2 separate regions of the Homo sapiens genome follow, and region 1 is linked to region 2. A link is an interaction called in ENCODE POLR2A ChIA-PET data of the cell type or tissue named here. Cell type or tissue: CD4-positive, alpha-beta T cell. All regions are shown on one strand. Links, peaks and the distances in the headings refer to the core of each region. The heading gives the core; the rest is flanking DNA.

Region 1 (5,374 bases), core at 58-5,057, 75 kb before region 2:
GCGGTGAGCCAAGATTGCACCACTGCACTCCAGCCTGCATGACAGAGCAAGACTGCCAAAAAAAAAAAAAAAAAAAAAAAAAAAGGAAAGAGGAAGTTCTCTAAACAGAAAGGAAATGATAGAAGAAGGAACCTTGGAACATTAGGAGGGAAGAAAGAACGTGGTCATCTGAAGTGTAAGTAAATACAGACTTTTCTTCTCTTCCTGAGTTTTCTAAATTATGACCAATGGTTAGAGTAAAAATTATAACACTAATCTGGTTCTAAATGTATGTAGAGGAAATATTTAAGACAATTATAATACAAACAGAAGAGTATAAGAAAACATAAGGGAGATAAGACTCTATACTTGAACTGGTAAAATGACAACACCAGTAGACTATGAAGATAGATAGATGATTGACAGATAAATAGATAGAGAGAGAGAGAGAGAATAAACATCAGATCTGATTCTGATGACTTTCTATTTTCTTACATTTGTTTCAGTCACGTTTGCAATTGGTTGCTAAGCATTTCTATGATGACTGCTTTAAAAACATTGTCAGCTAATTCTAACATCTCTATCATCTTTGCATTGGCACATATTGATTGTCTTGTTTCATTCGGTTTCAGATCTTCCTGGTTCTTTGTGTGAGTTATTTTCAATCAAAACCTGGACATTTTAGGTATTATGTTATGAAACTCTGGATCTCATTTAAACTTTTTTTTTTTTTTTTTGAGATGCAGTCTTGCTCTGTCACTCAGGCTGGAGTGCAGTGGCATGATCATAGCTCACTGTAATCTTGAACTCCTGGGCCCAAGGGATCCTCCTACAAGCCTCCTGAGTAGCTAGGACTACAGGTACCACCATACCTGGCTTTTAAAAAACTTTTTTTTTTTTTTGAGATGGAGTCTTGCTCTGTCACCCAAGCTGGAGTGCAGTGGTGTGATCTCAGCTCACTGCAACCTCCACCTCCCGGGTTCCAGTGATTCTCCTGCCTCAGCCTCCCGAGTAGCCTGGATTACAGGCACGCATCACCATGCCCAGCTTATTTTTGTATTTTTAGTAGAGATGGGGTTTCCCCATGTTGGCCAGGCTGGTCTCGAACTACTGACCTCAGGTGATCCACCCGCCTCGTCCTCCCAAAGTGCTGGGATTACAGGTGTGAGCCACTGTGCCTGGCCTAAAAAAATTTTTTTTATAGGGACAGTGTCTTGCTATGTTGCCCAGGCCGGTCTCGAACTCCTGGCCTCAAACAATCTTCCCATCTTGGCCTCCCATACATCTTCCATTCATTTTATATGGTGCTACTTGACACCACTACAGCAGAGTGGGGGTGGGAGTTCCTCCTCATTAATGCCAGGAGGGGTGGAAGTTCTCCAGTCAGCCTCTGATGAAAGCTGATGGGCAGGGTGGGAGACTTCTCTTATTTCTGGGTGGAAGTGGGACTTGTGGTTCCCCACCTGCTCTGCTGATACCTTCCTGGCTGGGAGAGGTAGAAGTGCCTCACTGGTGTTCCCCATGTGTCTTCCTTTGACATCATGGGAAAGTGTTCCCAGGCAGTGGCGACAGTCCCAACGCTCCTTGCTGCCTCCCCTGACAGCACCCGATGGGGGAGAAGGAGGAGCACATCGTTACTGTCAGATGGGAGTAGAAATGCACACTCCTCATGTGATGGCCACTTGAACCACAGGGAGAGGCCTCATGACCACCTGATGGGAATGGAAGTCCCTACTCTCTATTCCGCCTTCTCTGATGCCACCTCATGGCATTGTGGGAACATCCATGAGGAAATGCAGGTTGCACACTTGGCTCAGGGCCCACCATATGCTGGGGGCTGAGTCCATGCATGGTAGCCATGATGGTTTGAGCTAATGCCAGAAGCCCTGGTGTGATGACCAGTCCTGCCATTTCCTGGCTTTGTGATCTTGGTCAAGTTATGCCACCTCTTTGGGCCTCTGTTTCCTCATCTCTTCAGTGGAGAGAAATGATGCTCATCTGAGATTATGTCTGCGAGAGCACCTGCTACTGATCCTTAATACAGATAAATACCACAGTTGAGCTGGTACTTATTAAGCATTTACCGCCCACCAGGCCAGTGATACCAACTTCCCAGGCATTAACTCAGTGAAATGGCTTTTTTAATCCCCATTTTACAGAGGAAGAAACTGAGGCTCAGAGAGGTAAAGCCTCTTGCTCATGGCCACACTGCTGGCCCCACTGCACTGAGTCTACTTCTTGATAGAGTGTGCCACCTTCTCCGTGTCTAAGAATAAGAGGAACCATTAAAAGTTTAAGATCTGATTCACCAGAGAAAACCTCTGGCTCAGGGATCTGCACAGCTCCTACTCTGATTAAATATAAAAAAATCGGCCAGGCAGCCAGGTGCAGTGTCTCACATCTGTAATCCCAGCACTTTGGGAGGCCTAGGCAGGTAGATCACGAGGTCAAGAGGTCAAGACCATCCTGGCCAACATGGTGAAACCCTGTCTCTACTAAAAATACAAAAAAAAAAAAATTAGTTGGGCATGGTGGCACGTACCTGAAATCCCAACTACTCGGGAGGCTGAGGCAGGAGAATCGCTTGAACCTGGGAGGTGGAGGTTGCAGTGAGCTGAGATTGCGCCACTGCACTCCAGCCTAGAGACAGATCAAAAAAAAAAAAAAAAAAAATCGGCCAGTTGCGGTGGCTCACGCCTGTAATCCTAGCACTTTGGGAGGATCAGTTGAGCCCAGGAGTTTGAGACCAGCCTGGGCAACATAGTGAGACCCCATCTCTATGAAAAAAATACATAAAATAGAAACATGAGATGTTAATACAGAGGTAACTGGGTGTGGGGTTATATGGAAACTCTGTACTATTTTGCAACTTTTCTGTAAATCAAAGTCTATCCTAAAATAAAAGTTTCCTTAAAAATACAGTGCCTGACAGCTACTCAGGAGGCTGAGGCAAGAGAATTGCTTAAACCCAGGAGGCGGAGGTTGCAGTGAGCCAAGATCACGCTATTGCACTCCAGCCTGGGTGACAAGAGCGAAACTTCGTCTCAAAAAAAGAAAAAGAAAAAGAAAAGAAAAAAAAGACAACTACAGCGTCTGGGCTGGGTACAGTGGCTCATGCCTGTAATCCCAGCACTTTGGGAGGCTGAGGTGGGAGGATCACTTGAGCCCTTTGCAATATATCTTTGCAGCTCTTTTCATCAAGAGACAAAATCTGTTTCCCAGTGCTTGAATCTGGACTGGTCTTCTAAATTGCTTTGGCCAATAGGATGCAACAGAAATAACTATCCTGGCATTTCTAGGCTTAGGCCTCAAGAGATCTTGAACATTTTCACTTGCTCTCCTGGAACCCTGATGCTGCCACGTGAACAAGCCCAGGCAACCTTACTGGAAGAAGAGAAGCATCAACTCCAACACATGAGTGAGGTTATCCTAGACCAGCCAAACCCCATCAACCACAAACATGAGTAAGCCCTGCAGAGACCCACCGAGCCCAATCCGGATCAACCAAACCTCCCAGCCTGCTTTAAACTTGTGAGTAAATAATAAATACATATTATTTCAAGTCACTGAATTTGGGGGAGGTTTGTTACACAGTGAGAGCTACCTGATACAAACCCAAAAGACATCAGAAAAGGTGTTCTACTTCGACCCAATAATTTCACTCCAGAAATGTATCCTAAAGTAATTCTCATGATCACATACACAGATAGAGTCAATTCTCATTATTCATGGTACTTATTCTACAAAGTCACCAAGAACACTGAATTAGCAAATACTAAACCATTGCTCCTAGGGGAAATACATGGTTAGGTGCCTGCAAGCTTTTGGTCACGACATTTTAGTCAACCAATCAATATACAAGCTTTTTTTATGTGTGTTTCTGTTTAAAGACACCCCCCTTATTATTATTATTATTTTTGACAGGGTCTCACTCTGTTGTCCAGGCTGGAGTGCAGTGGAGCAATCACGGATCACTGCAGCCTCAACCTCTCCCAGTTCAGGTGATCCTCCCACCTCAACCTCCTGAGTAGCTTGGACTATAGGCATGTACCACCATGCCCAGCTAGTTCTTCTGTTTTGGGTAGAGACGGGGTTTTGCCACATTGCCCAGGCTGGTCTTAAACTCCTGGGCTCAAGTGATCCTCTCACCTCGACCTCCCAAAGTCCTAGGATTACAGGCATGAGCCATCACACCTGGCCAAAGCCACCATATAAAGTATTGTTGATTAATATATATTGTTGGGCCAGGAGCGATGGCTCATGCCTGTAATCCCAGCACTTTGGGAGGCTGAGACAGGCGCATCACCTGAGGTTGGGAGTTCGAGATCAGCCTGATCAACATGGAGAAACCCCATCTCTACTAAAAATACAAAATTAGCCGGGTATGGTGATGCATGCCTGTAATCCCAGCTAATTGGGAGGCTGAGACAGGAGAATTGCTTGAACCTGGGAGGCGGAGGTTGCGGTGAGCTGAGATCACACGATTGCCCTCCAGCCTGGACAACAAGAGCGAAACTCCATCTCAAAAAAAAAAAAAATCTCTATATATATATATGTTCAATTCATTCACATCAAACTCACAGCCAATACCATAATACCTCATGTTTGAATGAAGTGTATCTAACACATGTATTTTCCCCATAAGGCACATCACAACCTTCTTGTGCTTAGGGATACTAGATAGACAGTACTTTAGCACTACACTTGGGGATCATTTTAAACACAAAAGTCATACCAAAAAAGCACACAAACATTAAATATGTGGCAGTAAACATACAGTGAAAATGTACACTATGGTCTGAAAGTTTGTGTCCCACCCAAATTCATACACTGAAATCCTTAGCCAGGCATGGTGGCTCATGCCTGCAATCCCAGCACTTTGGGAGATCAGGGCAGAAGGATGGCCTGAACCCAGGAGTTCCAGACCAGCCCTGGCAACATAGTGAGACCTCGTCTCTACAAAAAATACAAATATTAGCTAGGCATGATGGTGCGCAGCTGTAGCCCCAGCTACTTGGGAGGCTGAGGTGGGAGGATTGCTTGAGCCTGGGAGGTTGAGGCTGCAGTGAGTCGTGATCGTGCCACCATACTCCAGCCTGGGTGACAGATCAAGACCTTGTCTCAAAAAAAAAAACAAAAAAACAAAAAAAAACACCACAAACTTTGGGCTTATGCAAATATGGAGGTTGAGAAGTGCCACAATCTGCCATCTGCAAACTGGAGACTCAGAGAGGCCAGTGGTGTAGTTTAGAGGCCTGAGAACCAGAGGCCCGATGGTGGACATTCCAGTCCAGGTCTGAAGGCCTGAGATGCTGGAGCTCCGAGGGCAGGAGAAGACTGACGTCCCAGCTCAAACAGGCAGAGGGAGAGCGCATCCAACCTTTCTCAGCCTTTT
Region 2 (5,374 bases), core at 108-5,107:
TGGCCATGAGTCTCGCGCGAAGCAGAGACCCTGTCAGAAGAAGCGCACACTTTCACGGAGGGGAAAGTTGTAAGGGAGGTGCATAATTAGTAAGTAGCAGGTGTGACTCCAAGGTTGCTTTTTTTCTCTAGCTTACACATTTTTCTTTATATCTGCAAGGATTTCTTTCTGAAGAAAGGGTCATCTGTAGAGATGCTAATATCAGCCTGGTGTGGTGGCTCACACCTGTAATCCCAGTGCTTTGGGAGGCCGAGGCAGGAGACTCACTTGAGGCCAGGCATTCAAGACCAGTCTGGGCAACATGGCAAGACCCCATCTCTACAGAAAAGTAAAAAATTAGCTGGGCTTTCTGGTTCACATCTGTAGTCCCAGCTACTTGGGAGGCCAAGGCAGGAGGATCGCTGGAGCCCAGGAGTTTGAGATCACCCTGGGCAACACGATAAGACCCTGTCTCTACAAAGGAAAAAAAATTACTCTATACATCACAATTACAACCCCAAAAGGATCAATAATGCTTACACACTCAAATGCTCCAAAAGGAAACATTGTGTTTGTTCCTTTTGCAAAAGCATCTTTTTCATTTTAAGGGAGAAGGACAGATGATGTCCAAATTGCACTTCCTGTCTCAGAGAGGAATTGGGTCATTAGAAATTTGTGCCTCTAGCCAGGAGGGTAGATCTCATGTTAAGCGTTCTTTCTTTTTCTTTTTTTTTCAATAGAGACAGGGTTTTGCCATGTTGCCCAGGCTGGTCTCGAACTCCTGGACTCAAATGATCCTCTCACCTCAGCCTCCCAAAGTGCTGGGATTATAGGCATGAGCCACCAAACCCAGGCCAATTAAGCATTCTTTCCACAATAAGTAAAATTTAAAAAAGAAAAGAACCATGCCCCTCTTATCTGTCCTCTCCAGTTATACAATTCCACAGTGTATAACACCCTGTGTTGACCCTGCTTCCTATGATGAGCGATTTGGAGATAAGGGTTCACATTAAAGAAAGCCATAGACCTCCCCAGCCCCTTCCTCCACCCGTCATGTCACCAATGCAACACAACGACAACGACCATGAGCTGGTTCTTCACCTGCCTGGGCCCTCCCACCATCTACCCGAGTCACAGAACTGCATTGGGGAAAGCAAAAACAAACCCCTGTCTGATAAATGCCTAAATGAAAGGGACATTTTCCACACAGATAAACTTCTTTCAGTGGGATTGTTTGCTGAGATATGGAACTGCTGACAGACAGAAATCCAAACCCCAGTCTGACATCCACACACAAAAAAATCAGAGAATATAAGCCCTAGAAAGGGTCTCAAATTGACTGGACTGGCTGAAACAAACTGAACTACTTTTCCAAGGACAGAATTAACCCTCAATTGTACTCAGCTCTGCACAGTGGTTACTGGGGGGCCTCTGGTACATTCAGGAGACTTGATGGTAATTCTAGGGAAAAAAAGGAACTAACGTAAGTCTAGTCTGCGTCTGTCCCAAGGTCATTTACAGACCAACTGTGGACAGCTGGCGGCCCCTCTGCCTTCCGACCTCATCGTCCACTCCAGACCTCAGGGCACAAGAGTCAGCCAGCTGGTGGCTTGCATCCTACCCTTCTAGTCTTTGGATTAGAGGAAGGAGGTATCTGACACTTAGTGAGCAGAGCTTGAGCATTTGCTTTGTCATATGTGTTACAATTAAAACATGAACAACAGCTACATTTCTAAGAGGGCAGAATAATTAGCAAATTCAAGAACGAAGAATCTGGCTGAGTATGGCACCTCAAACCTATAATCCCAATGCTTTGAGAGGCTGAGGTGGGGAGATGGCTTGAGGCCAGGAGTTGGAGACCAGCCTGAGCAACATAGTGAGTGAGACCTCATCTACACACACACACACACACACACACACAACTAGCTGGGTGTGGTGACACGCATCTATGGTCCCAGCTACTCAGGAAGCTAAGGCTGGACAATCACTTGAGCCCAGGAGGTCGAGGCTGCAGTGAGCTATGATCAGGCCACTGCACGCCAGCCTGGGCAAGAGAATGAGATCCGTCTCTAAAAAAACTTTTCATATAATTAAAAAAAAAAAAAGAATGAAGGGTCTGTTTATAGCTGTATTGTACTAGAAGTCATCGTAATAACAATGATAGTTACCCATATATATATACAGCACCTACTACAGGTAGGTATGTTACACGCATAACTCTAAATTTCCATATTGTCTGAGGCACCAGTATTTGATGCCCATTGTAAAGACTAGGAAACTGAGGCTTAGAAGTCGACCTGTTACGGCTTAGTAAGTTGGAGAACTAGGATCAGAAGACAGGTCTGCCTGGCTTCAAAACAAATACTATTTCCACAAACCACACTGCCTCCTTGTACAGGACAGTTATTTTCTTTGCTTAAAACAGACCTAAATATCATCAACATCAGTATGTGAAAATACTGACTGAGCCTTGGTGTTTGCTATAAATTGCATGGTGTAGAATTCTAACCTGAGCACTCAGATCTAAAATGAAGCTGAATGACTTGAGGTTAAACAAACAAAATGTTCACAAGAAAACTGGCCACAATAGCTGGTTGGTTTCACCTGCTGCTGTTCTGAAAGGTAAAGGCCTTCTCAGCTCACAGACATTCAATTATGCACTGCCTCTCCAAGAAATGCCCTGAGATGCTGTCCACCTACGACAAAGATCCACTTACATGCAAGCACTTTTTCCTCTTTCTTTCTTTTTGAGATAGGGTCCTTTTCTTTTGTCACCCAGGCTGGAGTGCAGTGGCGCAATCGTGGCTCACTGAGCAACACAGTGAGCAACATAGTGAGACCTCATTTACATACACACCCACAAAAAACTAGCTGGCTGTGGTGACACATCAGCCTCGACCTCCTGGGCTCAAGCAATCCTCCCACCTCAGCCCCCAACCTTGCTGGGATTACAGGCATGCGCCACCACGCCCAGCTAATTTTTGTATTTTTTGCAGAGATAGGGTTTCACTGTGTTGTTCGGGTTAGTCTGGAACTCCTGGGTTCAAGCGAGATCTGCCCACCTTGGCCTCCCAAATCCTGGAATTACAGGCAAGAGCCACCGTGCCTGGCCATAAGTGTGTTTTGTTGTTATTGTTTTTAAGAAACAGAGTCTCTCTCTGTCACCCAGGCTGGAGTGCAGTGGCGTGATCCTAGCTTGCTGCAGCCTCAAACTCCTGGGCTCAAGCGATCCTCCCAACTCAGCCTCCCAAAGCACTGGGATTACAGGTGTGAGATACCATGCAGGGCCACGCAAGCATTTCTTGAATTCCTCTTTCTAACTGCCTTCAGCTCTGAGTCAAGTCTCCTAAGAAAACCAGTCTTACTACTTAGTAGGCACTTCTTATTTAAACTCAGTTTGATCCTCACCCTATTACTTCTGTCTACTTCCTAAAAACAAACTATTACAGAATCAAGACTTCCTACTACAGTGTCTATCTCAGAGTTGGAGCCAAAGGCCCTTCAAGAAATTCTCCAAATGAGTGTTTTTCAAATGCTTGGAGAAATCCATCCCAAGATTAGGTATACAGCACTCCAGATGGTTATTTTCAAGTGGACGACATCTGGCTATAATTCATTTTGGTGCATTTGTTAAAAAGTCAGGCTGTAACTTACAGCCTGCAATTAACTGATAAACTACAGAGAGGAAATCTTTGCATCCCAGCAGGATGCTGCTGACCTTACTCCTGACGCAGACAGACATGACATAAAAGGTTGGAAAATGTGCGTGGTCTGCTCAAGAGAGAGCATCTGAGCCTCTGCCTGCACTGGTCACTGCAAACCTGCGTCCACTATGTCTAAGGCCTTCAAACTCAGCAACATCACCAACAATGGAAGTTTCCTCTGCTGTCCAGAAAAGAAGCTCCAATGTAAGAGTATCAACTTAGAGCCCTCACCTGCATGCTTGTGGGGGTGCTGAAGACTCCGCTGGCCTTGAGGGCTGCTTCCCTGTTGTAAGAAGAGGGCTGCGCCTTTCACCATGAAAAAGCTCTCACTTAAGCTGGGAAGGATAAGACCAGAGCACAGTTAGACCGGAATTCAGACAGGAAAATGGACAAAGAATTACTGCAGGGGAAAAAGCTTTAGCGTGGACAAATGGCATGTAAAATGCAAATAGGATGAAACTGCTTTTATAATAATTCCACGTAGTACTTTTCTCAAACCTTGCTTTTGCTAAAAGCTTGCTGCTGGAGAATTTTCGTGACAAAATAATGCTTCTGTGACAACACCCAAAGTTCTACATAGGCTCTCCAGGGCCCCTTTCTGCAGAATACTGGACAGGGATCTCACTGTCATATAACATTTTCTTCTTTCTTTTTTTTTTGAGACGCAGTTTCACTCTGTCATCCAGGCTGGAGTACAGTGGTGTGATCTCAACTCACTGCAACCTCTGCCTCCTGGGTTCAAGCGATTCTCATGTCTCAGCCTCCCCAGAAGCTGAGATTACAGGCATGTGCCACCATGGCCAGCTAATTATTGTATTATTAGTAGAGACATGGTTTTACCATGTTGGCCAGGCTGGTCTCAAACTCCTGACCTCCAGCAATCTGCCTGCTTAGGCCTCCTGGAGTGCTGTGATTACAGGCGTGACCACGCCCAGCCATAACATTTTCTAAGAAAAGAGAACAACTCCCTGATTAGGAGAGGGCAGTCTACTTTGTGAATTCTCATGCTCTTGCTGTTGATCTCTGCTTCTAACTCTCTGGCTTTTAACAACTCCATTGTTTCTTGGTGACTTCCCTTGATGGAATACAAGATGAAATTACACTTTCACTAGTTGTTTGCATTTTAAGAAAAGTGGGGAGGGGCCGGGTGGCTCAAGCCTGTAATCCCAGCATTTTGGGAGGCCAAGGCAGTGGATCACTTGAGGTCAGGAGTTCGAGACCAGTCTGGCCAACATGGTGAAACCCTGTCTCTACTAAAAATGCAAAAATTAGCCAGGCGTGGTGGCACATGCCTGTAATCCCAGCTACTCAGAAGGCTGAGGCACAAGAATCGCTTACTTGAGCCCCAGGGACGGAGGTTGGAGTGAGCCAAGATCGCACCACGCACCACTGCACTCCAGCCTGGGCGACAGAGCAAGACTGTGTCTCAAAAAAAAAAAAAGAAAGAAAGAAAGAAAGAAAAAAGTGGGTGGATACTGACTTGTGATTTAACTTAGTCAAGGTTGTCCTGTCCACTATTCTTGAGGAAAACCTCAAGTTGGCCCAATGAATTTCTCAGCAGAATGAATCTTTGGCCTTTGTTATTTTAGCTAGCAATAACATTTATAACTACCTATAACTTTAAAAATTACAATTAAAAAATGTTTATTTGGGAGGCTGGGGTGGAAGGATCATTTGAGCCCAGGAGTTCG

The links. Peaks named below come from ENCODE experiments on the same cell type or tissue, not always from the same donor. Only the 100,000 strongest peaks of a DNase experiment are listed, where the experiment ranks them.
Region 1: POLR2A ChIA-PET joins it to region 2 with 8 read pairs; 9 of 35 experiments call an interaction of 5 or more read pairs at or near these places.

Annotation. Positions count from the first base shown.
Region 1 is chr12:108,744,166-108,749,539 of GRCh38, forward strand. It overlaps LOC105369969 (a long non-coding RNA gene), which reads left to right. Exons shown (of 3, transcript XR_945328.4): 2 at 3,279-3,510. Among named protein-coding and RNA genes, the nearest start is that of CORO1C, 15 kb to the left of the region's middle. In CD4-positive, alpha-beta T cell, for the core only: no CTCF peak of the experiment used is centred there; no DNase peak of the experiment used is centred there.
Region 2 is chr12:108,819,344-108,824,717 of GRCh38, forward strand. It overlaps SSH1 (slingshot protein phosphatase 1), which reads right to left. Exons shown (of 15, transcript NM_018984.4): 3 at 3,915-4,018. Among named protein-coding and RNA genes, the nearest start is that of MIR619, 15 kb to the right of the region's middle. RefSeq lists an enhancer at 2,644-2,693. In CD4-positive, alpha-beta T cell, for the core only: no CTCF peak of the experiment used is centred there; a DNase peak (open chromatin) is centred at 2,808.